Linked DNA regions of Homo sapiens: region 1 is linked to region 2. Evidence: read pairs that join two places in POLR2A ChIA-PET (ENCODE). Cell type or tissue: A673. All regions are shown on one strand. Links, peaks and the distances in the headings refer to the core of each region. The heading gives the core; the rest is flanking DNA. Region 1 overlaps MNAT1 (MNAT1 component of CDK activating kinase). Region 2 has its middle 24 kb from the start of SIX1.

Region 1 (15,269 bases), core at 4,392-12,391, 160 kb before region 2:
GGTGAAACCCCGTCTCTACTAAAAATACCAAAAATTAGCCGGGCATGGTGGTGGGTGCCTGTAATCCCAGCAGCTTGGGAGGCTGAGGCAGGAGAATAGCGTGAACCCGGGAGGCGGAGCTTGCAGTGAGCTGAGGTCGCGCCACTGTACTCCAGCCTGGGCGACAGAGCGAGACTCCATCCCAAAAGAAAAGAAAAAAGGCAAACGAATGAATAAAAAATGCTGAAAACCATTAGTTCTCCAGGAAATAAAAATCTAAATTACAATGAGATACTATCAATCATCACCAAAATAACTAAAATTAAAAAGATTGACAACATTAAATATGACTGAAAGTGCTAGGATTACAGGCATGAGCCACTGTGCCCAGCCAGCTGCTTTACTAGTAATAGTCAAAAACTATAAACAGCTCAGGTATTCCCCAACAAGAGAATTGCTAAACAGATATACACACATTCCCTGACTTATGACGGTTTGACTTACAAGTTTTTGACTTCATGATGACGCAAAATCAACAGGCATTCAGTAGAAACTGTAATTCGAATTTTGATCTTTTCCTGGGCTAGCAACATGCAATAGGATGCTCTCTCATGATGCTGGGCTAATGTAAGTGTTCTGAGTACTTGTATTAAGGAAGCCTATACTAAATTATGATGTTCAGCAGGTTAGGTATATTAAATGAATTTTTGACTTATGGTATTTTCAACTTATGATGGGTTTATCTAGACATGCCCCATCAAATAAATTGAGGAGCATTTATATTCAAACAAATGGAATATTACATAGCAATATAAAGCAACTAATTCTTGATATACAAAACAACAAAAACAAGTCTCAAAATATTCTGCTGCTTCTCCTGCATATGACCATTATACAATAACAAGACCAGATTGACCATTCCCCACTTAAGCAACTAGAAAACTGAACAAAATAAGAATCAATGGTTTCCAGAAATTGAGTAACAGCCAGTACAGAACTGTGAGCCCCAAGGGAAGAAAAACAAATGAAATGAACCCTTTGATTGCCCTGGCTTCCTGCATGGGGGCCATTTCCAGGCTATAATACATAGAGAAGTAACCCAAACAGAGCCTAGGAATCAAGGAGACGAAAATCAGACTTCAGGGATCCCAGGGCAGCTATAATTTGCAGGGCAGATTACCAGAGAGGAAAATGCCACACAGAGAAAAAACTCTAAAGTGGGAGTTAACAAATATTTTCTGTAAGGAGCAGATAAGTATTTTAGGCTTTGCAGGCCATATGATCTGCATCATAACTATCCAATGATGCTATTATAATGTAAAAGCAGAAAAATATATGTAAATGAATGAGAATGGCTATGTTACAATAAAACTTTAATTACAGTAACAAGTAGCAGGTGGGATTTAGTCAGTTAGCTGCCGTTTGTCCACCTCTGCTCTAGAGAATTTCACAGTGATGTCCTCAACTTTTGTCTGGGTTTTGAGCTGCACATGAGTGGAAATTACTGAACACCAAGAAATGAACCTGGAAAGCAACGTATTAAACAATTCTCAAAGCTCATACAGAAACAGTTCATATATTCCCAATAAACAAGGTAAAAAGACCTCTCAATAAATACATATGGCATCAGATAGGGTCTTCAGAATAGTATCACCATGAAAGTGGAGCTAAATTAGCCTAACATTAAAATCTGTTCTTGTACATGCTAACAATGCTTAAAAGCAAGATTTGCAAGGATATAATAGATTATAGCTAACTTAACTGCATCCCCAAAGTCTTATAATATTTAATGGAATACCAAAAATTACCAGGTATTCCAAAAAGACAGAAATATGTAACGCACTTCAGGAAAAAAAAATCAGTCAATAGAAGCAGACTCAGAAAGGACAGAAATGTGAAATTAGCAGGACAAGGATATTAATACAGCTAGCATAAATATATTCCACATGTTCATGAAGGTAGAGAAGAAATATGAATGATGAGAGAAATCAAAGGTGCAAAAAAGACCCAAACAGAACATCTAAAGATTAAAAACACACACAACTTTATGTGTTGTATGTGTTAAAAACACACACAACTTTATGTGTTGTATGTGTTAAAAACACACACAATTTTAAAATGAAAAACATAACAAATAAGATAAATAACAGCTTAGACACTACAGAAGATCACTGAAATTGAAGGCTTAATAATAGCAGCCACCTAAAGTACACACATAAAATATAGACTAGAAAAATAATAGACAAAGGAGAGACAGAGAGTGAGAGAGAAAGGTGTGAGAGAGGGAGGACAGAAAGGGGAGATACAAAGGGAGGGAAAGGGAAAAGGAAATGGAAAGGGAGAGAGGGAGAGAGAGAAAGAGAGAGAGAGAGAATCAGTAAGAAAACAGGAAATTTTAACATCAAGTAACTTGACCTAACTGACATTTACAAAACATTCTGCCTAAGAGCCAAATAGAAATTATCTTCAAGTTCACAAAACAATATTCACCAAGACAGACCACACTCTGAGCAATTTTTAAAAATCTGGGCCAAGTGCGGTGGCTCATGCCTGTAATCCCAGCACCTTGGGAGACTGAGGTGGGCGGATCACCTGAGGTCAGGAAATCAAAACCATCCTGGCTAATACAGTGAAATCCCGTCTCTACTAAAAATACAAAGAATTAGCCGGGTATGGTGGCACATGCCTGTAATCCCAGCTACTCGTGAGGCTGAGGCAGGAGAATCGCTTGAACCCAGGAGGCAGAGGTTGTGGTGAGCAGAGATCATGCCATTTGCACTCCAGCCTGGGCAACAAGAATGAAACTCTGACTCAAAAAAAAAATCTTAATAAAAGATTTTTGAAATCCTTTAACATATGTTCTTTGACTATAGTAACTAGAACTCAATAACAACTATGATGGAGTATAAGGACTGGGATCAAGGGCCCCAGCTGCTGCACTCTGCAATCCATCTCTGCATTTACACCAAGGCCATGATTCCCATGGGCTGCTTCCAGCCAATGACTGAGTAAGGCAGGAATACTAATGTAGTTCCCTGGTTGGGTGATATGAGACTTCTCTGACAGAAAACTCTGGCACAAGAACTCCCCAGTCAACTTACCACTTTCCTTAGAAATACACTGTAGTATGAGATGCTTTTACCCACCCTCGTTCTTTCTTAACTTGGGGTCAAACCTACATCAGAGTCTGATGACTCTCTTAGTCTCCTACAGCTCCCTTTTCATTTTCTCACACAGGCATTTTTCCCTAATAGATTTTTTGCACATTTAAACCCATGTTGGCATCTGCTTCTCAGAGGACTCAAACTGTTGCAAGATGTCAAAATTTTGCAGATGTAACTAAAGAAACACGTAAAAGAAAATGTATAACATTTAATATCTGTAATTTAAAACTTGGAAAAACCTCAAATCAATAATCTAAGTTTCTTTCTAGGGATCCGCAGGATGCCGCTTTTCCAGCTGGAAACCTCTGTGGCTGGTGGCACCTTTTGTGCAAGTTTTCTTGGGCCCGCTGGGCTCATTCCACCCCCTCGGCCTGATACGCTGTGCACGGCTCATGCCATCAGCCCAGATCCCACACCTGCCAAAGGCGAGTCTGGCACAGAGCAGTGACGGGTGCATGAGTGAGTGCAGGGTCTGGCAAGAGCGCACAGCCAGGCATGCCAGCTGCTGCAGCAGGGTGGGCAGCTCCAGGCACTTTCTCCATGCAAGCCTGAGGCTGGATCAGATGCACCGCAAGTGGCTTCCACTGCAGGCACCCACGTCTGGACAAGAGGAACATGGTGACACTGGAAAGCTTGGAGATAACAGAAACCACAGAGCCCCAAAGAGGGTGTCATAGCTCTGGCTCTGGGAGCTCCTAGGTCTGGGTTTCCTGCAGAGCTGCAGCTCTTCTCTCCTTCTCATCACCCCCAAACATGGTGAGCAGGGGGACGTATTTCAGTCCTGTTTGTGTTACAGCTCTTTCAGTCCCGCCATTCACCTGGTCCAGAGTTTTTATCCCACATCTAGGAAGAATGAGGTATGTGGACAACTGGAAGGTGAGCAAGGCAGAGAGGAGCTTTACTGAACAAAAGAACAGCTCTGAGGAGACTGGAAGGGGGTAGCTCCTCTCTGCAGGTCATCTAGACAAGTGTCCAGCTCTCAGCAGAGTGGATAGCTCCTTTCCACAGCTGGTAGTCCCAACGTCTGTGTGAGTCTGGCTGGGTCTGGGATTTTTATGGGCTCAAAAGGAAGTAAGTGCATGCTAATTGGTCCATGGGTGGCCACGGGCAGGCTCATAAAGAGCACAGTAAGTTCTCACTCTGGGGCTGCTGATTCCACTCAGAACTGACAGGCCAGGCCCCAGGCTTCAGACTGTTCCTGGCTTGAATGTAGGATTTCATCAGGGACTCACCCCTTTCCACCCAGAAGCCCATCTGCCTCCTGCCACAATCAATCATGTTGTCCAGGGTACCCACTCTGCTTGTGGGAGGGGCACCTGCAAGGTCACACAGAGGGACCCATCGGCCTCCCTCTCATGCTCCTCATTCCCCAAAGTCCAGAGGGGGCTGAGGTGACAGGGGGCTGGCAGGTCAGTGCTGCCCCAAGCATGGGCACACCCCACTGGGCTGCCACCACACCCAGGCTTGGCCCAACTTGCTCTACCCTGGAACAGGCTCAGGGAGCAGGAAAAGGCCAGGCAGCAGGAGCAGGCGCTTCCAAGCCTGGAGGGGCAGTGGGGCTTCCCAGACCCCCGAGAGTGCAGGGATGCCCAGATCCACAACCACAGGTGGGCAGCTGCAGCTGCCAGCAGGAGCACAGGGCTCCTGCCCCACCATCTCAGAATGGGGCGGGACTCCCACCTGTTCCCAGCTCCCACTGGCTCCATGTACAGGGCAGCGCCAGCCATACCTTCCCCACTGCAGCTGGTGTCTTTGCAGTGACTGCTGCTGCCATCCCTTCCACCTTTAGAAACTAGAAAAATAAAGCAAATTAAATCTTAATTAAAGAGAAGAAAAGAAATAATAAAAACCAAATATCAATGGAATGGAAAACAGACTAATAGGAAAAAAAAATCAGGGCTCAGTGTAGTGGCTTATGCCTGTAATCCCAGCACTTTGCCAGGTGGGAAGATTGCTTGATCTCAGGAGTTCGAGACTAGCCTGAGCAACATAAGGAGATCCTGTCTCTCCTAAAAACAAAAAAAAATTCGCCAGGTGTGGTGGTGCCCTCCTGTAGTCCCAGCAACTCAGGAGGCTGAGGCAGGGTAACTGCTTGAGCCCAGGAAGTAGAACCTGCATTGAGCAGTGATCGCCCCCACTGCCTTCCAGCCTGGGTGACAAAGTGAGATACTGCCTAAAAAAAAGAAAAAAAAAATCAATGAAAGCAAAAACTGGAAACTGGTTCTCTGAACAGATCAAGAAAACTGATAAACCTCTAGCCAGGCTGATCAGAGGGAAAAAAAAGTGAGAGGTCATAAATTACTAATATCAGGAATAAAAGAGAAGCATTACTAGAGATTCCTATAGGAATTTCCCAACTTACAAAGGCTACAGGTCTTTCATGTGTTCATTAGAAGCCTATTACTAAAAATTCTCAATCTTAAGAACCGTCTTATAATGCTTTGTTAACCCACAGAATCTTAAATAGTATAGCTAAAAGCTCTTGCTCCTTTTAAGAATATTTAACACCTCTGAGCTAAATATCCTAAGAGTCATAAGTCCTAGACCACTCTGAGACCAAAAGGAAACAGACAGCAAAGTAGGGACTCAGTGGAGGCTCCAAACTACCATGGCAGCATCTAGGAGAGGCTCTGATTAAAAGTAACAAAAGAGGGCAAGATGGCCAAATAGGAACAGCTCCTGTCTGCAGCTTGCAGCAAGATCAATGCAGAAGGCGGGTGATTTCTGTATTTCCAACTGAGGTACCTGGTTCATCTCACTGGGCCTGGTTAGACAGTGAGTGCAGCCCATGGAGGGTGAGCCAAAGCAGGATGGGGCATCGCCTCACCCAGGAAGCGCATGGGGTCAGGGAACTCCCTTCCCTAGCCAAAGGAAGCCATGAGGGACTGCACCGTGAGGAACGGTGCCCTCCAGCCAAGATACTATGCTTTCCCCACGGTCTTTGCAACCCACAGACCAAGAGATTCCCTCAGGTGCCTAGCCACCAGGGCCCTGGGTTTCAAGCACAAAACTGGGCAGCCATTTGGGCAGACACTGAGCTAGCTGCAGTTTCTTTTTTCATAACCCAGTGGTGCCTGGAATGACAGAGAGACAGAACCATTCACTCCCCTGGAAAGGGGGCTGAAGCCAGGGAGCCAAGTGGTCTAGCCCAGCGGATCCCACCCCCACGGAGCCCAGCAAGCTAAGAAACACTGGCTTGAAATTCTCACTGCCAGCACAACAGTCTGAAGTCGAACTGGGACACTTGAGCTTGGTGGGGGTAGGGGCATCCATCATTACTTAGGCTTGAGTAGGTGATTTTCCCCTCACAGTGTAAACAAAGCATCAGGGAAGTTTGGCAGTGCCACAAAGCTGCTGTAGCCTGACTGCCTCTCTAGATTCCTCCTCTCTTGGCAGGGTATCTCTGAAAGAAAGGCAGCAGCCCCAGTAAGGGGCTTATAGGTAAAACTCCCATCTCCCTAGGACAGAGCACCTTGGGGAAGGGGAGTCTATGGGTGCAGCTTCAGCAGACATAAACGTTCCTGCCTGCCAGCTCTGAAGAGAGCAGCAGATCTCCTGGCACAACACTCAAGCTCTACTAAGGAACAGACTGCCTCCTCAAGTGGGTCCCTGACCTCCGTGCCTCCTGATTGGGAGACACCTCCCAACAGGGGTTTAACAACACCTCATACAGGAGAGCTCTGTCTGGCATCTAGCCAGTGCCCCTCTGGGACGAAGCTTCCAAAGGAAGGAAGAGCCGGCAATCTTTGCTGTTCTGCAGCCTCCGCTGGGGATACCCAGGCAAACAGGGCCTGGAGTGGACCTCCAACAAACTCCAGCAGACCTGCAGCAGAGGGGTTTGTCTGTTAGAAGGAAAATTAACAAACAGAAAAGAATAGCATCAACATCAACAAAAAGGATGTCCACACAAAAACCCCATCCAAAGGTCACCAACGTCAAAGACCAAAGGTAGACAAATCCACAAAGATGAAGAAAAACCAGTGCAAAAAGGCTGAAAATTCCAAAAAGCATAACACCTCTTCTCCTCCAAAGGATCACAACTCCTCACCAGCAAGGGAACAAACTGGACAGAGAATGAGTTTGATGAACTGACAGAAGTAGGCTTCACAAGGTGGATAATAACAAACTCCTCTGAGCTAAAGGAGCATGATATAACCCAACGCAAGGAAGCTAAGAACCTTGAAAAAAGGTTAGAGGAATTGCTAACCAGAATAAGCAGTTTAAAGAAGAACATAAATGACCTGATGGAGCTGAAAAACACAGCACAAGAACTTCGTGAGGCATACAAAAGTATCAATAACCAAATCGATCAAGGGGAAGAAAGGATATCAGAGATAGAAGATCAATTTAATGAAACAAAGTGTGAAGACGAGATTAGAGAAAAAAATAATGAAAAGGAATGAACAAAGCCTCCAAGAAATATGGGACTATGTGAAAAGACCAAACCTACGTTTGACTGGTGTACCTGAAAGTGACGGAAAGAACGGAACCAAGCTGGAAAACACTCCTCAGGATATTATTCAGGAGAACTTCCCCAACCTAGCAAGGCAGGCCAACATTCAAATTCAGAAAATACAGAGACCACCACAAAGATAATCCTCGAAAAGAGCAACCCCAAAACACATAATCATCAGATTCACCAAGGTTGAAATGAAGGAAAAATGCTAAGGGCAGCCAGAAAGAAAGGTCAGGTTACCCTTGAAGCCCATCAGACTAACAGTGGATCTCTGCAGAAACCCTACAAGCCAGAAGAGAGTGGGGGCCAATATGCAACATTCTTAAAGAAAAGAAATTTCAACCCAGAATGTTATATCCAGCCAAACTAAGCTTCATAAGCAAAGAGGAAATAAAATCCTTTACAGAGAAGCAAATGCTGAGAGATTTTGTCATCACCAAACCTGCCTTACAAGAGCTCCTGAAGGAAGCACTAAATATGGAAAGAAAACACTGGTACAGGCAAAAACAAGGCAAATTGTAAAGACCATCAACACTATGAAGAAACTGCTCAACTAACGGGCAAAATAACCAGCTAGCATCATGACAGGATCAAATTCACACATAACAATGTTAATCGTAAATGTAAACAGGCTAAATGCCCCAATTAAAAGACACAGGCTGGCAAATTGGATAAAGAGTCAAGAACCATCAGTGTGCTGTATTCAGGAGATCCATCTCACGTGCAAAGAAACACACAGGCTCAAAATAAAGGGATAGAGGAATATTTACCAAGCAAATGGAAAGCAAAAAAAAGCCAGGCTTGAAATCTTAGACTCTGATATAACTGACTTTGAACGAATGAACGAATGAATGAGAGAGAGAGGGAGGGAGGGAGGGAGGGCGGGAGCAAGGTAGGAAGGAAGGAAGGAAGGAAGGAAGGAAGGAAGGAAGGAAGGAAGGAAGGAAGGGCACTACATAATGGTAAAGGGATCAATGCAACAAGAAGAGCTAACTATCCTAAATATATATGCACCCAATATAGGAGCACCCAGATTCATAAAGCAAGTTCTTAGAGACCTACAAAGAGACTTAGACTCCCACACAAACTCCCTCCCAATAGTGGGAGACTTTAACACCCCACTGTCAATTTTAGACTGATCAAAAACACAAAAAATTAACAAGGATATACAGGACTTGAACTAGCTCTAGAGAAAGTGGACCTAACAGACATCTACAGAACTCTCCACCTCAAGTCAACAGAATCTACATCCTTCTCAGTGCCACATAGCACTTATTCTAAAACTGACTGCATAATTGGAAGTTAAACACTCCTCAGCAAATGCAAAAGAACAAAAATCATAACAAATGGTCTCTCACACACCAGTGCAATCAAATTAGAACTCAGGATTAAGAAACTCACTCAAAACTGCCAAACTACATGGAAATTGAACAACCTGCTCCTGAATGACTACTGGGTAAATAATGAAATTAATACAGAAATAAAGAAGTTCTTTGAACCAATGAGAACAAAGACACAACGTACTAGAATCTCTGGGACACAGCTAAAGCAATGTTAAAAGGGAAATTTATGGCAGTACGAAGTGGGAAACATCTAAAATCGACACACTAACATCACAATTAAAAGAACTAGAGAAGAAAGACCAAAGAAATTCAAAAGCTAGCAGAAGACAGCAAATAACTAAGATCAGAGCAGAACTAAAGGAGATAGAGACACAAAAAACACTTCAAAAAAATCAATGAATACAGGAGCTGGTTTTTTGAAAAGATTAACGAAAAAGATAGACCATTATCCAGACTAATAAACAAGAGAGAAGAATCAAATAGACACAATAAAAAATGATGAAGAGAATGTCACCACTGATCCCACAGAAATACAAACTACCATCAGAAAACACTATTAACACCTCTACGAAGATAAACTAGAAAGTCTACAAGAAATGGATAAATTCCTGGACACATACATCCTCCCAAGACTAAACCAGGAAGAAGTCAATTCCCTGAATAGACCAACAACAAGTTCTGAAATGGAGGCAGTAATTAATAGCCTACCAACCAAAAAAAGCCCAGGAACATACAGATTCACAGCTGAATACTACCAGAGGTACAAAGGGGAGCTGGTACCATTCCTCCTGAAACTATACCAAACAATAGAAAATAAGGCACTCCTCCCTAACCCATTTTATGAGGCCAGTATCCTGACACCAAAATCTGGCAGAGACACAACAAAAAAAGAAAATTTCAGGCCAATATCCCCAATGAACATTGATGCAAAAATTCTCAATAAAATACTGGCAAACTGAATCCACCAGCACATCCAAAAGCTTATCCACCACAATCCAGTCAGCTTCATCCCTGGGATGCAAGGTTGGTTCAACATATGCAAATCAAAAAACATAATCAATCACATAAACAGAACCAATGACAAAAAACACATGATTTTCTCAATAGATGCAGAAAAGGCCTTCAACAAAATTCAATACCCCTTCATGCTAAAAACTTTCAATAAACTAGGTATTGACGGAATGTATCTCAAAATAACAAGAGCTATTTATGACAAACCCATAGCCAATATCATACGGAATGGGCAAAAGCTGGAAGAATTCCCTTTGAAAACTGGCATAAGACAAGGATGCCCTCTCTCACCACTCCTATTCAACATAGTACTGGTAGTTCTGGCCAGGACAATCAGGCAAGAGAAAGAAATAAAGAGTATTCAAAGAGGAAGAGAGGAAGTCAAATTGTCTCTGTTTGCAGATGACACGATTGTATATTTAGAAAACCCCATCATCTCAGCCCAAAAACTCCTTAAGCTGATAAGCAACTTCAGCAAAGTCTCAGGATACAAAATCAATGTGCAAAAGTCACAAGCATTCCTATACAACAACAATAGACAAGCAGAGAGCCAAATCATGAGTGAACTCCCATTCACAATTGCTACAAATAGAATAAAATACCTAGGAATATAACTTACAAGGGATGTGAAGGACCTTTTCAAGGAGAACTACAAATCACTGCTCAAGGAAATAAGAGAGGACACAAACAAATGGAAAGAAATTCCATACTCATGGATAGGAAGAGTCAATGTCATGAAAAAGGCCATACTTCCCAAAGAAATTCACAGTCAATCCTATCCCTATCAAGGTACCATTAACTTTCTTCAAAGAATTAGAAAAAACTACTTACATTTCATATGGAACCAAAAAAAAAAGTCTGTATAGCCAAGACAATCCTAAGCAAAAAGAACAAAGCTGGAGCCATCATGCTACCTGACTTCAAACTATACTACAAGGCTACAGTAACTAAAACAACATGGTACTGGTACCAAAACAGATATATAGACCAATGAAACATAAAAGAGGCCTCAAAAATAACGCCACACATCTACAACCATCTGATCTTTGACAAACCTGACAAAAACAAGCAATAGGGAAAGGATTCCCTACTTAATAAATGGTGCCAGGAAAACTGGCTAGCCATATGCAGAAAACTGAAACTGGATCCCTTCCTTACAACTTATACAAAAATTAACTCAAGAAGGATTAAAGACTTAAACGTAAGACCTAAAACCATAAAAACCCTGAAAGAAAACCTAGGTAATATCATTTAGGACATAGGCATGGGCAAAGACTTCATGACTAAAACACCAAAAGTAATGGCAACAGCCAAAACTGACAAATTGGGATCTAATCAAACTAAAGAGCTTCTGCACAGCAAAAGAAACTGTCATCAGAGTGAATAGGCAACCTACAGAATGGGAGAAAATTTTTGCAATCTATCTATCTGACAAAGGGCTAATATCTGGAATCCACAAGGAACTTACACAAATTTACAAGAAAAAAAACAAACAATCCCATCAAAAAGTGGGCAAAGGATATGAACAGACACTTCTCAAAACAAGACATTTATGCAGCCAACAAACACATGAAAAAAAGCTCATCATCACTGGTCATTAGAGAAATGCAAATCAAAACCACAATGAGATACCATCTCATGCCAGTTAGAATGGCGATCATTAAAAAGTCAGGAAACAATAGATGCTAGAGAGGGTGTGGAGAAATAGGAATGCTTTTACACTGTTGGTGGGAGTGTAAATTAATTCAACCATTATGGAAGACAGTGTGGCAATTCCTCAAGGATCTAGAATCAGAAATACCATTTGACCCAGCAATCCCATTACTGAGTATATACCCAAAGTATTATAAATCATTCTACTATAAAGACACATGCACACATATGTTTATTGCAGCACTATTCACAATAGCAAAGACTTGGAACCAACCCAAATGCCCATCAATGATAGACTGGATGAAGAAAATGTGGCACGTATACACCATGGAATACTATGTAGCCATAAAAAAGGATGAGGTCATGTCCTTTGCAAGGACGTGGATGAAGCTGGAAACCATCATTCTCAGCAAACTAACACAGGAACAGAAAACTAAACACCACATGTTCTCACTCATAAGTGGGAGTTGAACAATGAGAACACATGGACACAGGGAGGGGAACATCACACACCAGGGCCTGCTGGGGGCAGGGAGCTAGGGGAGGGATAGCATTAGAAGAAATACCTAATGTAGATGATGGGTTGATGGGTACAGCAAACCACCATGGCTCGTGTATACCTATGTAACAAACCTCCACATGTATCCCAAGAACTTACCTCCACATGTATCCCATATGTATCTCCATGTACCTCCACATGTATCCCAAGAACAAACCTCCACATGTATCCCAGAACTTAAAAGTATTGAAAAAAAAAAAAAAGGAACAAAAGAAAGCAGCAATACATTCTTAGCTCTAGCCATCATTAGGAATGGAGGCTGGGAGAAGATGCCAGACACTCTCTCAGCAAAAATGGGAAGAGCTTCTAGTGTAGAAAAATGTTAACAGGAGGCACGGCACTGACAGAATGGGAATGTATCCATTCAGTTGAGTATGTTTAAGAAAGTTAGAGAGTATGCAAAAATAACTGAATGTAATCCTTGGTTTTCAAACTTAACCACAGCCCCTGAAGTTGTGGCAAATTGTATTCTGATACATAAACAATCTGTGATTTAAAAAAAAAAAAAGGCAGAAGAAGTGGTGAGGACCAAAATAAATAGCAATAAAAATTGTATAGGAATTATATAACAAAATGATCAACCAAAGAAAAACCTAATATTATTTCCTACATAATAGTAACACAAAAACCACAGTTAACTCAAGGCAATACTGATGGTGCATTGATAAAATTCCAAAGGAAAACTAAGTCTGCTTAGCTGAAAAATTAAAATATTACATTAAAAATCATCGCAGGAAATATCTGGTCATGAGCATTTGCAGATGGAGCCTTATAAGATTCCCAAACATTTGTGGCAGCCGGACTTCTCAGGAAAATACTGAATCATAGCTCTAAAACAATCACCAAAAAAAGAAAATTTATTTCAACATTTACAAATACTAAATTTTAGTGTCCCTTAACTTATTCAACAGATCACTAACTAGTAAAAAGCTCTAACACATCAAAGTGAATCTATGTATCTGAATTTCATATAACCTTCTAGGAACCAAAGAATGAATGTGTGTTTTGAAATTAGTGTGCAAGTTCATCAGAAGAAAATTCCTGACTGAAAACTATGGAATAAACTTGGCTAAATTCATACCCTCCATTCTTTTGCTAACAATTCTTCCACATACTCATTTTTAAATGTGAAATTCCTTCGTCCTTTCCATTTTTCTGAAACTCTACTTTTCTCTAGGTTTAATTTAAGTCTTCCATACTCCACTCCTCATAAATGAGAATACCACTATCAACCCTACAGGATAGTTTTCACGATTAAGTGAGTTAATGTTCAGAGACTGATTGAAACACATCTTCCTTCTTTTTCCCTAATTCTAATTCTTGTAAAATTACTATATCCGCAACACCAACAGCAACCACTGCTTTGCAAATGTTATAGGAACTTGATAAAACTCTACTGATAGGCAGATTGGCACTCAATATAATTATCTATAAAGCTGAAATCTGCCTCATTACATTAAGCAATGCAGTATACAGTATGTAGAATACTTTGTAGGAAAATGTTTGTTTCATAAATTAAGCAGAAAACCATTATTTCTACATCCTAGGCTAAGAATATTTCTGCATTTGCAAGCACCTTTAATGTTACCCTCAGTGGGACTAAAGGAATCAAAGCTTCCCACCACTCATAGAATACTGATTTTACCTTGTCCTCATTACAAAGTAACTGATATAACTGAAAATCCAGACTCATTATTTCTGCCTATGCTCATGTCTAGACAGATCATGAGACAAATTTTCTGGAATAAATTCAACCACTGCCATAAATTCTGAAGCCAACAGTTTGACTATTAACAATTTTTCCTTTACCGTGGTAAAGGAAAGAATATTACATAAAACTCATAGAGTATAATTCATTATTTGTGAATTTTCCCAACTATTGACACTAAATATTTCAGTGTTTTCATTTAAATATCCATAGAACAATTGAATTGTTACCTAGAAATATAGGAATATATAAGAAAGAGTTACTAGGCATTTGGGGCTTGTAATATTGTGATTTATGATAAGAAATACAAATGGTTTTCATCCCATTTCCTGGTACTCATCTCCTAAAACGTTTGTAGTCTCCAAAATGGTGTCTTTTTGTATGCTAATAAGATGGCTGGGTGGTCCTGGATAGCCTCAGAACAGGGGCTTATTGCAAAGGGAACCAACTTTGTAATTAGTGTGTTGGGAACTTTCAGTTCCACCAACCTCTGGAAAGAGGTGAGGGGCAGGAGGTTGAGTTAATCACCAGTGGCCAGTCATTTATCAATCTTGGCTATAGGAAAGAAGCCCCCATAAAAACCCAAAAGGACAGGATTCATGGAGCCTCCAGGTTGCTGAACACATGGAGGTGCTAGGATGGTAGCCCACCCCGAGAGGGCATGGAAGATGCACGTCCCTTCCCACATACCTTGCCCTATGCATCTTTTCCATCTAGCTGTCCATCTGTATTCTTTGTAATATTCTTTATAATAAATCAGTAGACATAAGTGTTTCCCAAAGTTCCATGAGCCACTCCAGCAAATAATTGAACCACAGGAAGGGATCGTGGGAACCTTCAATTTATAGCCAGTTAGTCAACAGTACAGGTTACCACCTGGAGCTTTCGATTGATGTCTGAAGTTGGGAGCAGTTGTGTGGTACTGGGATCTTACCCAGTGGGGTTTGCACTAATTCCGGTTAGTGTCAGAATTGGGTTAAACTGTAGGAAATCCTATTGGTGTCTGCTGCAGAAATGGTTGGTGTGGTACAGAAAAGAAAACGAAATAACAACCAAAAAAAAAAAACACATTTTGGTGACCAAAAGTGTTCTGTGCTGGATATGTGCAGCAGGGGAAAATGAGTTGTTTTTTTCCTACTATATAGGAGTCTATAGATAAAATAACTAGTAAAAACTACACGGTACAAAATTAACAGTTATAAGTCACAAACTCTACCTTCAATCACAATTTACTGGGCTATTATAGTTTTTATTTGTATCTATACCTATTTATACTTAGTATCTTTACAACGAGCCAGGCATCCTGAGAGTTTTATAAAATTACTTCACAAAATACTCAGGAACTCTATAATGTAGGCATAATCTCTTTTTTAAGAGTTGAGTAATTAAGGCTTAA
Region 2 (15,269 bases), core at 2,781-10,780:
TTCTTAAGTCCCTACGATAAAACTCTTGGTGTACTCTCAATAGTTAGCCAGGTGTGGTGGAGCATGCCCATAGTCCCAGCTACTTGGGATGCTTAGGCGAGAGAGTCACTTGAGTCCAGGAGTTTGAGTCTATCCAGGCAAGATAGCAAGACCCTCATCTCTGAAAAAAAAAAAAAAAAAGCCAGGCTTAGTGGCTCATGCCTGTAATTCCAGCACTTTGGGAGGCCAAGGCGGGCAGATCACTTGAAGTCAGGAGTTTGAGACCAGCCTGGCCAACATGGTGAAACTCTGTCTCCACTAAAAATACAAAAATTAGCTGGGCACGGTAGCACACGCTGTAATCCCAGCTACTAGGGAGGCTGAGGCAGGAGACTTACTTGAACCCAGCGGGTAGAGGTTGCAGTGAGTCGAGATGGTACTACTGCACTCCAGCCTGGGCGACAGAGCGAGACTCCATCTAAAAAAAAAAAAAAAAAAAAAAGAACTGGGGAAGTTGGAGTGTGTGTTAAAATATTGTTGCTATTTACACTTCAATAGCTTGGGGTTCAAATAACTTGCGTTGTTTTAAAATTGCTGAACCAAGAAAGGATGGGCCCAGAACACTGCAGGCTTGGGGTACAAGCTTTACCCTCACGTGCTCAATCATTTGAGTCTAAAGCATGTCCACTATGCTCAGGCAACAATGTCAGAGGAGGGACGTCTAGCCTCACCAACATGCTATACCAAGACCACTCACACTCTCTTTGTGCTGCTGCTGAACCAGGCTACCAGGTCAGAATTTCCTTGGCTTGGGGTAATTTCCATTTGCAGTCTGTTGGCATCCTTTCCTATCATTTGGCCTTGGTCAAATTATCTCAGTCCTTCAGAGATAATATTGTGGTTCAGCTATAATATTGAACCACAGAAAAGAAAACTTTCTTCAGGCATTTCCGCAAATTTACTCAGTTTACTCCCCTCCCTTCTCCAGGGTCCAGGCTTGCAAACCAAAGGCTACTGGTAAGAGCAGCCTTTGTCAAGCCACAAAAGAACCTGTTATACACTTTCCCCAGGGCCCAGGGTCCTACTTGATATAATTTGCATAACTAAGATCTGCTTCTCAAGTGGTTCTTCAGAACAAAAAAGAACAAGGATAATCTGCTCCAAGGAGTCTTGCTGTTTTTAAAACAGAGACAATGTTTAAAAGCAATTTATTTGGCAGAAGTTTAATATAACCAAGAAACCTCTCCACTGACAGCCAGCCCGGCATACCCTTATTTGTGTGCACACATGGACACACACACACGCACACTGACCTAGGTTAGCTTTCTCTCAACTCAGATTCATGAATGTTTCTGTGGTCTGTGATTGTATATACTCTAATATTCTCAATTAGAAAATAGGGAGAATGTAAAGAGTCGAATTTGTTTTTAAAAACTTTGTAAGTTTCCTTTATAACTGTAGACTCCAATAAACAATATTTAGGGTTTTGGTGGTATCGGAATTAACAAGAGAGTAAAACTGATGAACAATAAGGGTAAGTCATTTGTAAACTCCAAAGCGTGTCTGAATGTATCAGTCTTTTTGACTTCCCACACTTTAAGCTCTGTCAAGACTCTGTTTAGAATATTTAAAATCGCAACTGCTAAAACGTAGCACAGTGGTTATAGGTTCTAGATCTGTAGTCAGAAGACCTGGGCTTCAACCCAATACCCCTACTTCCCATCTGTGACTTGGTGGGAGGCAAGTCAGTGTAGTCAAACATGGATATTGTATTGATTACACTGACTCATTTAGTACCTACTTCATACGGTTGTTGTGCAGATTAAATGAGAAAAATAAAATAAGAGTGTTAAACATCCAGTAAGTGCTCAAAAACATAAGCCATTGTAGTTACTATAATCGTTTGTGAAATTTGACTGCCAAGATATTTTGTTTCTAGACAGGGTCTCACTCCGTCATCTAGGCTGGAGTGCAGTGGCACAATCACAGCCCTCCCCACCATTTCTGGCTAATTTTTTGTAGAGATGGGGGTCTCATCATGTTGCCCAGGCTGGTCTCAAACTTCTGAGCTCAAGAGAGCTGCCTGCCTCAGCCTCCCAAAGTGTTGGAATTAGAGGTGTGAGCCACCACACCCAACCAAGTATTTTAGTTTCACAAGCTATACTTACCATGACTCCCACCTGTGCAACCGCCTTCATTTCTATAACCATAGCAAGTATTTACATTGTCATTTACAATATAGACATCTATTACTTTCATCTCTCTGAAATAGGCCCAGTCTTCTAAAATGCAGAAAGCAGAGAATAATTCAATTAAGAAGACTCAGTAGCTTCTTAGTGTCCTGATATTTAAACATTTAGCTCAAGTATTGATTCTTTTAGCATTTAAATCAATTTTAGATGTTAACAATAGCTAAATCTAATTGCTAGTGACCCTACAATTAACACAATAACACAAATCATGGACATCAAGTACATATTAAAGTCTGATAACAGGTAATTTTTTTCTCTTTGTTCTTTGAGGTTATTGATCAAGCTCAATATAATTGCTCTTTCCAAATGGAATTCCGGCTCTTATGTAAGAATAAGGAAATAACAACATCCCCTGGAAAGGGCTATCAGACCTCCCTGACTAGGTTAGGATGTCAAGTGAAAGGAGGAAATGAAAATTAAACATCCCAGCTGAAGCACAGATGGGAAACTGGATAAGCTGTTCACCCTCTATTTTGATTACTACAACATTTGTTAGGGTTAAATGCCTGATGTGTGTTTGGGAATGACAGTTATTCTGCTGCTAAAAAGAAAGGAAATGAATGATCCCATCAACATTGTGATGTGGTTGAGATTTATCTGCATCTAATCTAACCATGTTTGGGATATGTTGAAAATCTTGATCTATTTAAAAGGTTCCAATTTAGCAGAACTTTCTTCCTTGTCAGCACTCAGAGAAGCCTTTGAAGTGGATAGGAACTCTACAAATGAAGGGAGAGATACACATGGAATGAATAGGCCTTAAACATTTTGCAGAATTCCAAATGTCCTTTCCACAGCCACATTCTTCTCCTCCCATGATTACACTATGCTCATTTTAAGGAAAAGATTTTCAGTTGATCAGAAACTAGAGGGTGGTATGGAACCGAGGCTACTGCATCTTTGCTATGATGCTGGTGGGTTGCAGAGCCTCCCTTTCCTCCCAGCTTTCTACATTTGGGCGAAAAAATGTCAAGAGAGGCAGAACAACTAAAAACATATATATATATATATTTTGGCTGGGCGTGGTGGCTCAAGCCTGTAATCTCAGTACTTTGGGAGGCCGAGGTGGGAGGATCACCTGAGGTCAGGTGTTCGAGACCAGCCTGGCCGATATGGTGAAACCCCGTCTCTACTAAAAATACAAAAATTAGCCGGGTGTGGTGGTGAGGGCCTGTAATCCTAGCTACTCAGGAGGCTAAGAAAGGAGACTTGCTTGACCCCAGGAGGCAGAGGTTGCAGTGAACTGAGATTGTGTCACTGCACTCCAGTCTGGGCAACAGAGTGAGACTGTGTCTCAAAAAAATAAATAAATAAAATAAATAAATAAATAAATATTTGTCCAAGAGGAGTTCTAGGAAGAGAGAACAGAGAGAAAAGAATGATAAAAATAACAGGATATCCCCCAGAATTGATATGTAAAACTTTAGATTGAAAGGACCTATTAAGTACAGAACAGGACGAATTAAAAAAAAAAAAAGACTCGGCTGGGCGTGGTGGCTCAAGTGCATAATCCCAGCATTTTGGGAGGCCAAGGTGGGTGGATTGCTTGAGCCCGGGAGTTCGAGACTAGCCTGAGCAACATGGTGAAACCCTGTATCTACAAAAAATTCAAAAATTAGCAGGGTGTGGTGGTGCAGGCCTGTAGTCCCAGCTACTCAGGAAGCTGAGGTGGGAGGATCAACTGAGCCCAGGAGGTGGAGGTTGCAGTAAGCAGAGATCACACCATTGCTCTCCAGCCTGGATGACAGAGCAAGACCCTACCTCGAAAAAAAAAAAAAGGGGGGCTGGGTGCGGTGGCTCATGCCTGTAATCCCAGCACTTTGGGAGGCCGAGGCGGGTGGATCACAAGTTCAAGAGTTCAAGACCAGCCTGGCCAAGATGGTGAAACCCCGTCTCTACTAAAAATACAAAAAAATTAGCCAGGCGTGGTGGTGGGCACCTGTAATCCCAGCCACTTGGGAGGCTGAGGCAGAGAATTGCTTGAACCCGGGAGGCGGAGGTTGCAGTGAGCTGAGATCGTGCCACTGCACTCCAGCCTGGGCGACAGAGCAAGACTCACTTCAAAAAAAAAAAAAAGTTACATATCTTATCTAGACACATTCTGAAATTTCAGAATGGCATGGAAAAACTGTTTTACAACACTTTGGCCTGGTGGGGTAGTGAGGACAGATTACTACAAATAATTGCAGAGAGATCCCATTGCCACATGGGATGCAAGAAAGCAATGGAGTAGACAGCGGAGCAGCTCGTAATGAACTTGTAAGTAAAGCATAGGAAATGTAAGCAGAGTTGCAAGAAATGTAAAGATTATTTAAAACTGATAACAGAAAAGGAATTACAAAGTTTAAAAAATGGACTTCCAGTTTTCAATCAGGTATGTAAGGAACTTGGAAATTGGGCACTATTTGAGCAGAAGAAAGTGAGTCTTTTGTTTCGTTAAGGGAGGAATTGTGTTTTTTTTTTTTTTTCTAACCAGTTAAACTCCAGCAGCAACTCTGAGTCCTGTTGCTTCAGACTGCCTGGGAGAGACAATAATCAAAACCCCCTCTATAAATCATCCAGTTATTCAAGGCCAGGCCCAAGAAACCAGGTAGATAGATAAATAGGTAGACAGAGAGAGAGAGAGAGGGAGAGAGATACATACATACATACCTAAATTCATAGATAGAATCAACAACACTGCTTTATTTTGGCATACATTTTGGCCTAAATTAACACTGCTGCATTATAATCAAGTTTGCTTAATCAACTGTTTTTAGCATCCATAAGCTTCAACTAATTTAGAAGATGGTGAAGGCCAGGTGCAGTGGCTCATGCCTATAATCTCAGCACTTTGGGAAGCTGAGTGGGAGGATTGCCTGAGTCCAGGAGTTTGAGACCAGCCTGGGCAACATAGCAAAACCCCACCTCCATAAAAAATTTAAAAAATTAGCCAGGCGTGGTGGCGCATACCTGTTGTCCCAGCTATGCTAGAGGCTGAGATAGGAGAATCCCTTGAGTCCCAGAGGTCAAAGCTGCAGTGGGCCATGATCATGCTGCTGAACACCAATCTGGGTGACAGAGTGAGACCCCTTCTCAAAACAACAACAACAACAAAACCATGACAATAGAGCAGTTTCACCAGTCAGAATAGATATGTTATAAATAAAATATTAATGGAATAAATATGGTAGTGTATTAAAAACCATTATATCATGACCTAGGATATTTTACACAAGGAATTTGAGACAGTCAACACAAAGAAATCTACTTAGGTTTACTGTGGTAATATCTAGATGGTGGGAATATAAAATTTTATTTTCTTCAAGTTGTTTTTTGAGGTCAACCTAGAAAGTCAATGGGAATAATAAAAAAAATAGTTACACCCATATTCAATAAGAAGGCCAGATAAAAGATCATAGCTTCCCTAATCCCCAGCAGTAATCAAATAAAAGGTCTTTAAAAATATTTTATTCAAGGGCTGGGTGTGCTGGCTCACGCCTATAATCCCAGCACTTTGGGAGGCTGAGGTGGGCGGATCATGAGGTTAAGATATCGAGACCATCCTGGCCAACATGGTGAAACCCCGTCTCTACTAAAAATACGAAAATTATCTGGGCGTGGTGGCACGCGCCTGTAGTCCCAGATATTTAGGAGGCTGAGGCAGGAGAATCACTTGAACCCGGGAGCTGGAGGTTGCAGTGAGCCAAGATCATGCCACTGCACTCCAGCCTGATGACAGAGCAAGATTCCGTCTCAAAAAAAAAAAAAATTTATTCATGGTAGCAATAAAACTATCTAATAAAATCTCTAGGAATAAATTTAACAAGACTTTTACAAGATTTATATTAATAAACTCTAAAACTTTCCTGAAGGGTTTGGATTGGTTTCCTAGGGCTGCCATAACAAATCACCATAAATTGGGTGGCTTAAACCAATAGAAATTTATTCTCTCATAGTTCAGGACATAGAAGTCTTAAAAGAAAGTGTCAGCAAAGTTGGTTTTAGAGGCCATGAGGGAGGTACTGTTCATGCTGCTATTCTAACTTCTAGTGGTTTTGGCAATTCCTGGTGTCTCTTGGCTTAAAGACACATTGCTTCAATCTCTACCTCTATTTTCACATTGCTTTCTCTGCACCTCTGTGTGTCCTTTTCTGTCTCTTATGAGGATACTCTCAATGAATTTAGGGACCACAATAGTCCTGTAAGATCTCATCTCAATCCTTTATATATATATATATATATATATATATATATATATATATATATATATATATATGGAACTTGGAAATTGGGCACTATTTGAGCATATATGTGTATATATATATCTATATATATATACACATATATATATAATTTTTTGAGAAAGGGTCTTGCTATGTCACCCAGGCTGGAGTACAGTGGCATAATCATAGCTCACTGCAGTCTCAACCTCCCAGGCTGAAGCGATCTTCCTATCTCAGAGTATCTGGGAGTACAGGTGTGTGCCACCACACCCAGCTAGGTTTAAAATTTTTTGTAGAGATGGCCCCTTACAATGTTGCCCAAGCTGGCCTCCACCTCATGGACTCAAGCAATCCTCCTATCTCAGCCTCCCAAAGTGTTAGGATTACAGGCATGAGCCAGCCATGGCACTATATATATATACACACACATATATACACACACACACACACATATATGTATGTTATATATATATTTACACACATATATATTTACACATATAAGTGTATATATATACACTTATGTGTATATATTTACACATATACACATATATGTGTATATATTTACACATATACACATATATGTGTATATATACACACATATATACACATATATGTGTATATACACATATATGTGTGTGTACATATACATATATATTGCATATATACGTGTGTGTATATATATATGTTTTAGAGATGGGGTCCCATTCTGTCACCCAGGCTGGAATGTCATGGCGTGATCCTAGCTCACTGCAGCCTCAATCTCCTAGGCTCAAACAATTCTCTTGCCTCAGCCTCCCAAGTAACTGGGACAACAGGCACCACCACACCAGGTTCTTTCCTTAGTTATATATTCAAGGACCTTATTTTCAAATAAGATTGTATCCTGAGGTTCCATGTAGACAGGAATTTCAAGGGGGCACCGCTTAACTCACTGCAGGCTTAACGTGACCTGAATAAAGAATGAAATATACCATATTTCTGAAAAGGAGGACTTAATAGTTTGACTATGTCATTTTGTAATTACTAAAAAAAAATAAAAATTAAGTGGAGACAAAATAAAATGAAATAAAAAGTTAATGGATTATGCAGGGTGGCTCATGCCTGTAATCCTAATGCTTTGGAAGGCTGAGGTGGGAGGATTGTTTGAGGCCAGGAGTTTGAAACTATCCTGGACAACACAGAGAGACTCCGTCTCTACAAAAAAGTTAAAAAATTAGCTAGGTATGGTGGCCCATAGCTATAGTCCTAGCTGCTTGGGAGGCTGAAGTGGGAGGAATGTTTGAGCCCAGGAGTTCGAGGTTACAGTGAGCTATGATAACACCACTGTACACCAACCTGGGCAACAGAGTGAGACCCCGTCTCTTAAAAAAGACCAAACCACTTAATTATTAGAAAACAAGTTAGAAAGGAGGAATATAGACAAGATGAAACCAACAGAAAACAAATAGATGGTAGAGTTACATGAGATCATATCAGTAAGTTCGTTAAGTGTAACTGAATATCAGTTTTCTTTATAAAACACTAAATGATACATTGTTCATTAGTAACACACTTTAAACATAAAGACACAGATGACAGCAAAAGGATGGGAAAAGGACAGCATGAAAATATTAATAAAAAGAAAGCTGGAGGCTGGGCGCAGTGGCTTAAGCCTGTAATCCCAGCGGATCACGAGGTCAGGAGATTGAGACCATCCTGGCTAACACAGTGACACTCCGTCTCTACTAAAAAATACAAAAAATTAGCCGGGCGTGGTGGCGGCCACCTGTAGTCCCAGCTACTAGGGAGGCTGAGGCAGGAGAATGGCGTGAACCAGGGAGGTGGAGCTTGCAGTGAGCCGAGATCACGCCACTGCACTCCAGCCTGGGCTACAGAGCAAGACTCCGTCTCAAAAATAAAAAAAGAAAAGAAAAAAAGAAAGCTGGAGGCCAGGTGCAGGGTGCAGTGGCGCGCACCTGTAATCCCAGCACTTTGAGAGGCCCAGGTTGGTGGATCACTTGAGGTAATGTGTTTGAGACCAGCTTGGCCAACATGGTGAAACCCCATCTCTACTAAAAATACAGAAATTAGCTGGTTGCGGTGGCATGCGCCTGTAATTCCAGCTACTCGGGAGGCTGAGGCAGGAGAATTGCTCGAACCCAGGAGGCGGAGGTTGCAGTGAGTTGAGATCATGCACTGCAGCCTGGGTGACAGAGTGAGACTCTGTCTAAAAAAAAAAAAAAAAAAAAAAAGAAAGAAAGAAAGAAAAGAAAACTGATATGACCATATTTATGAGACAAAGTATACTTTCAGGCAAGAAGTATTACTAGAGATAAGAAAGAACATTTCATAATACTAAAAAGGTTTGCTTCAATAGGAAGACCCAACAATTCTAAATTTGTCTGGACATAATAACATAACTTTAAAATATATGAGCTGAACTAAAAGGAGAAATAGACAAATTCACAATCATAATTGGAGGTTTTTTTGTCGCCCAGGCTGGAGTGCAGTGGTGGGATCTTGGCTCACTGCAACCTTCACCTCCCAGATTCAAGCGATTCTTCTCCCTCAGCCTCCCGAGTAGCTGGGATTACAGGTGCCCACCACCACGCCTGGCTAATTTTTGTTTCTGTTTTTTTCAGATGGTGTCTCACTCTATTGCACAGGCTGGAGTGCAATGGCGAGATCTTGGCTCACCGCAACCTCCACCTCCCAGCTTCAAGTGATTCTCTTGCCTCAGCCTCCCAGGTAGCTGGGATTACAGGCGTGCACCACCAAGCCCTGCTAATTTTTGTATTTTTAGTAGAGACGGGGTTTCACCATGTTGGCCAGGCTGGTCTCGAACTCTTGAACTTGTGATCTGCCTGCCTCAGCCTCCCAAAGTGCTGGGATTATAGGCATGAGCCACCGCGCCTGGCGTTTTTTTTTTTTTTTTTTAGTAGAGATGGGGTTTCTCCATGTTGGCCAGGCTGGTCTCGAACTCCTGACCTCAAGTGATCTGCCCACCTCGGCCTCCCAAAGTGTTAGGTTTACAGGCTTGAACCATCAAGCCTGGCCTTAATTGGTTTTAACAGACATCTCTTAGTAACTGTTAAAAACAAGAAGACCAAAAAGTCAATACAGATATATTTAAACAACACTATTAAGCAACTTGACCTAATTGATATTTATAGAACACTATACCCAGCAACTGCAGAATACGCATTCTTTTCAAGCACATACCAAAGATAGACCACATGCTGGGGCATAAAGCAAGTCTTAAAAAATTTCAAAGTACTGAAATAATATACAGTATATTCACTGACCACCAGAAACCAATACAGATGGATAAGTAGAAAATTCCAAAATGTATAAAAATTAAGGAACATACTTCCAAATGACCTGCGGGCCAAAGAATAAATCACAAACAAAACTAGAAAATACTTTGAATCGAAGAATAATGAAAATAAAACATCAAAATTTGTGGAATATAGCTTAAACAGTGCTTAGAAGGAAATTTATGTTTTTTTAATTTCACAAAGATAATCCAGGCCCAGATGTCTTCAAAGGTGACTTCTTCCAAATATTTAAGAAGGAATAATGACAATCTTTCTCAAACCCTTTCAGAGATTAGAGAAAAAGAGAACACTGTTTTTGTGGCTAACATATTTTATTATGGCTAACATAAATTTGATGCCAAAACAAAAATCTTTTCTGCATATGGAAAGGATTATTAATATGCTTTAGAAAAATATAAATAATACGTTATATATCAGAAAATCATAATACATTTTATTGTAAAAATTATAAATACAACATTAGCAAGTTGAATACAGAGAAATAAAAAAGATAGCACATCATTACCAACTATGGTTTATCAAAGAAAACCATATAATTATCTTAATCAATACAGAAAAAGCATTTGATAAAATATAACACCCACTCAGGAAAAAAAAGCTCAGCAAATTAAGAATAGAAGGGAATTTTTTTAATCTGACAACAGCTATCTGCAGAAAGCCCAGAAACTATGGCTGACATATGTAATGGCGAACCATTGAATGCTTTTCCTCTGAGGGGCCACTGCAATTCTGTGGTAGAAAGTACAGGTTTTGGCATGGTGCGGTGGCTCACGCCTGTAATCCCAGCACTTTGGGAGGCCAAGGTGGGTGGATCAGGAGGTCAGGAGATTGAGACCATCCTGGCCAAGATGGTGAAACCCTGTCTCTACTAAAATACAAAAAATTACCCAGGTGTGGTGGCGCACGCCCATAGTCCCAGCTACTCGGGAGGCTGAGGCAGAGGAATCACTTGAACCTGGGACGTGGAGGCTGCAGTAACTGAAATCACGCCACTGCACTGCAGCCTGGAGACAGAGCAAGACTTCATCTCAAAAAAAAAAAAAAAAAAAAAGGAAAAGAAAACAGAAAGTACAGGTTTTTTTCAGCATATGAGGCTAGAACTCTTGGATATCCAGATGGAGAAAAATAACACAAAGTTGGTGATATGGTTTGGCTGTGTCCCCACCCAAATCTCAAGTTGAATTGTATCTCCCAGAATTCCTACATGTTGTGGGAGGGACCCAGGGGGAGGTAATTGAATCATGGGGGCTGGTGTTTCCCATACTATTCTTGTGATAGTAAGTCTCAGGAGATCTGATGGGTTTATCAAGGGTTTCCACTTTTGCTTCTTCCTCATTTTTCTCTTACTGCTACCATTTAAGAAGTGACTTTCGTCTCCTACCATGATTCTGAGGCCTCCTCAGCCATGTGGAACTGTAAGTCCAATTATACCTCCTTTTGTTCCCAGTTTCAGGTATGTCTTTATCAGCAGCATGAAAATGAACTAATAGATTTGACCTCCACCTTATACCATATACAAAAATTATTCAAGATTGCTCAAAAATATAAATATCAAATTAAAAAAATCAAACTTCTAGAAAAAAATAGGAGAGAATCTTCATGATTTTAGGGTAGGCAAAGATTTCTTAAACAGGATAAAAAGACAATAACCATACAAGAATAAAAACATAATTGGACTTCATGGAAATAAAAAGTTTTTTGTTTACTAAAAAATATCCATAAAAGAGTGAACAGGCAAGTCACAGGCAAGGATAATATTATCATTATCTATCCATCTGTCTAACAAAGGGGTTCTTTCCAGAATCTATAAAGAACTTATACAAATCAAATAAGACAAAAATATTTTTATAAGGAATGGGCAAAAGGCTTGAATAAGTACCACACAAAAGAGAATATCCAAATGGCCATTATGTGTATGAAAAGATAGACAACATCATTATTCTTCAGGCAAGTGCAAATTTAAACTACAAGACACCATTACACATTTACGAGAGTCTAAAAACTTAAAAGACTGAAAATACTGAATATTGGGAAGAATGTGGAGCAACTGGAACTCTCATACAACTGCTGTTGGGAGTGTAACTTTGGAAAACTCTCTGACAGTGTCTGTTAAAGCTACACACACATACTCTATGACTCAGCAATTTTTTGGCCAGCTTTTTTGAGGTATAATTGACAAATAATAATTGTATATATTTACAGTGTACAACATGATATTTTAATATATGTATACATTGTGAAATGACTATAATAATTTATACTTTAATCATACTATGATCAAGCTAATTAACATATCCATCACCTCACATAGTTATCTTTTTTGTGTGTGGTGAGAACGTTTTGAGATCCACTCTTTTAGCAATTTTTGTGTATATATTATTATCAACCATATTCACCATGTTGTGCAATAGATCTCCAGAACTTACTCATCCTCTTTACGGAAACTTTGTACCCTTCAACCAACATCCCCCCTCGCCCTCCCAGCCTCTAGCAACCACCATTCTACTCTGTTTCTATGAGTTTGACTTTTTCAGATTTCACAGATTTTAGTGAGATTGTGCAGTATTTGTCTTCTGTGCCTGCTTTATTTCACTTAGCATAATGTGCTCCGGGTTCATCCATGTTGTTGCAAATGACAAGATTTCCTTCTTTTTTAAGGCTGTATAGTATACACATTTTCTTTATCCATTCATTCATCAATGAACACTTAGGCTGACTTATCTTGGTGATTTATTGTTAATGCAGTTAGCGTCTTACGTATATGTAAATAGAATGCTGCAATAAACCTAGGGGTGAAGATGTCTCTTTGACATACTAATTTCATTTCCCCTGGGTATATACCCTGAAGTGGGATTGCTATATCATATGATAGTTATATTTTTAATTTTCTGAGGAGCCTCCATACTGTTTTCCCTAATGTCTGTACTAATTCACATGCCCACCAACAGTGTACAAGGGTTCTATTTTCTGTGTCCTTGCCAAAACTTATCTTTCATCTTTCTGATAACAGCCATTCTAACAGATATGAGGCAATATCTCACTGTGGCTTTAATTTGCATTTTCCTGGTGATTAGTGATGCTGAGCATTTTTTCATACATCTGTTGGTCATTTGTATGTCTTCTTTGACTTAGCAATTCCACTTCAGGTATATAACCAAGAGATATGAGAATTTATGCCCAATGGAAGACATATACAAGTATGTTGACAGCAGCTTTATTTATTCCAGTAAAAAACTGGAATCAACTCCAATGCCCATTAGCAGCAGAGTGGATAACTAATCTAATTTGTAGTCATATGATGGAATATAACATATTAATAAAAAAGAATGAATGGCTAATATGCACAACAGCATGAATGAGTCCACAAATATATATATATATATATACATATATTTTTTTTTTTTTTTTTTTTTTGAGACAGAATTTCGCTCTTGTCACCCAGACTGGAGTACGGTGGTGCGATCTCAGCTCACTGAAACCTCTGCCTCCTGGGTTCAAGCAATTCTCCTGCCTCAGACTCCTGAGTAGCTGGGATTACAGGCACACACCACCACACCCGGCTAATTTTTGTATTTTTAGTCGAGATGGGGTTTGCCATGTTGGCCAGGCTGGTCTCGAACTCCTGACCTCAGGCTATCTGCCCACCTTGGCATCCTAAAGTGCTGGAATTATAGGCGTGAGCCACCATGCCCAGCCTTCACAGGTATTATGTTGAGCATAGACGTCATAAAACTATTTGCTTTCATTGATATTATATTCAAGAACAGGCAAAATGAATTAATATTACAAGTCAGCATCTAATATTAGAAGTCTTCTGACTTCTAATAATAATTCACTTTGCCTGATCGTCTCTGGGTAGGTGGGTAAAGTGGCAAGAGAGAACTTTCTGAGGTATTAATAGTAGAAATGTGTTATGTATCTGGATGATGGTTACTCAGATGATACATATGTTAAAAAGCCATTGACCTGTATACTTTAGATTTGTACACTTTCTTATCATCTCTTTATATTTACTTAGACATAATTTTGAAAGATGCTAACTGCATTAATAATAAAAATGAAAAATTTTAAATTTGCCGCATTTTCCCAATTATTCGCGAAGATTAAACAGGCATTTAGGGAAAGATAGTTTTTTGTATATTGTCAAGGGTAGTACAAAATGGTACACATTTTTGAAGGCCAATCAAATAATATACATCAAAATTTTAATACATCTACCCCAGTTGGGCATGGTGGCTCACACCTATAGTCCCAGCACTTTGGGAGACTGAGGTGGGAGGATTGCTTGAGTCCAGAAGTTCAAGACCAGCCTGGGCAATGTAGTGAAACCCTGTCTCTACAAAAATAAAAAAATTGGTGGGGCATGGTGGTGTGTACCTGCAGTCCCAGCTACTCAATAGGTTGAGGAGGGAAGATTGCTTGAGCCCAGGAGGTGGAAGCTGCAGTGAGCTGTGACTGTGCCACTGCACTCTAGTCTGGGCAACAGAGTGAGACACTGTCTGAAAAAATATATATGTGTGTGTGTGTGTGTGTGTGTGTATGTGTGTGTGTGTGTGGGTGGGTGTATGTATATATGTGTGGGTATATATATACACACACATACATGTACACACATATATATGTAAAAATATATATATACCCTTTGACTCAGCAATTTAACTTTTAGCAATTTACCCTAACAAAATATTCATACAAGTACTCAAAGATATGTGTGAAAAGATAGTAATAAAACATTAGTCATACAAGAAAAAGCTTGGGGAAAAAAGACATGTTCATCAACATGTCTTCAATGATTATCTAAATTATCTAAAATAGATAATTAAAATAATACCCATGAAATATGTTATAGCCATTAAAGAGCTTGAGGTTTATCTATATGTTTTGATATACTAAAAATGAGACTGAATTGTGTAAACAAAGATGGGAAAGCTCAGGCTTCTAGCCCCCATATCCAGTTACTTAGCTACTCTGTCTCAGTTTCTTTATTTGTAAAATAAAGTTAATAATATTGTCCTTCCTAATCCATCTCACAAGTGAGGATCAAGTGTAAGAAGCCCTTTGAAAGACGGAAAGTGTTACGGAAGTGCAAAGTGTGACTCCCGAAATAACATTCCCTTTTTAACTAAAACTTTGTTTCTCTTAAATCACCACTCAGTCCAGATTTATTTTCCCTATCACTGATTTAGACCAGTGTTTCTCAAACTGTAGGTAGCAAAGTATGGGCACCAGATCAAAATGGATGTGGAAACATTATTAAAACATTATTAAAAGTACTGAGCCCAGTCTCAACCTACCAAAGTTTTTGAAACCCTGTTTTAGATGGAAATGGGCATTAAGGCCATCGTTTCTCTTTCATTTAGAAGAATTTGGGCTGACTCTCATTCATGGAAGCCTCCAACTTTGGCTTTATCTGTCTTGGCTTATCATTTGTCCTCAATGCAGGAGTCAAATGGGCTAGTAAAGTAGTACAAATGGTACCCGCATTTATGAAATCCCAATAGCAGCCAAATACATTT

The links. ChIA-PET counts read pairs that join two places held together with the same protein. Peaks named below come from ENCODE experiments on the same cell type or tissue, not always from the same donor. Only the 100,000 strongest peaks of a DNase experiment are listed, where the experiment ranks them.
Region 1: POLR2A ChIA-PET joins it to region 2 with 5 read pairs; 3 of 35 experiments call an interaction of 5 or more read pairs at or near these places.

What each region holds. Positions count from the first base shown.
Region 1 is chr14:60,828,203-60,843,471 of GRCh38, reverse strand. The region is part of intron 6 of MNAT1 (MNAT1 component of CDK activating kinase); the gene reads right to left. Among named protein-coding and RNA genes, the nearest start is that of MNAT1, 100 kb to the right of the region's middle. In A673, for the core only: no CTCF peak of the experiment used is centred there; DNase peaks (open chromatin) are centred at 8,421 and 8,771; H3K27ac peaks cover 2,226 bases.
Region 2 is chr14:60,665,528-60,680,796 of GRCh38, reverse strand. No RefSeq gene overlaps it. Among named protein-coding and RNA genes, the nearest start is that of SIX1, 24 kb to the right of the region's middle. In A673, for the core only: no CTCF peak of the experiment used is centred there; no DNase peak of the experiment used is centred there.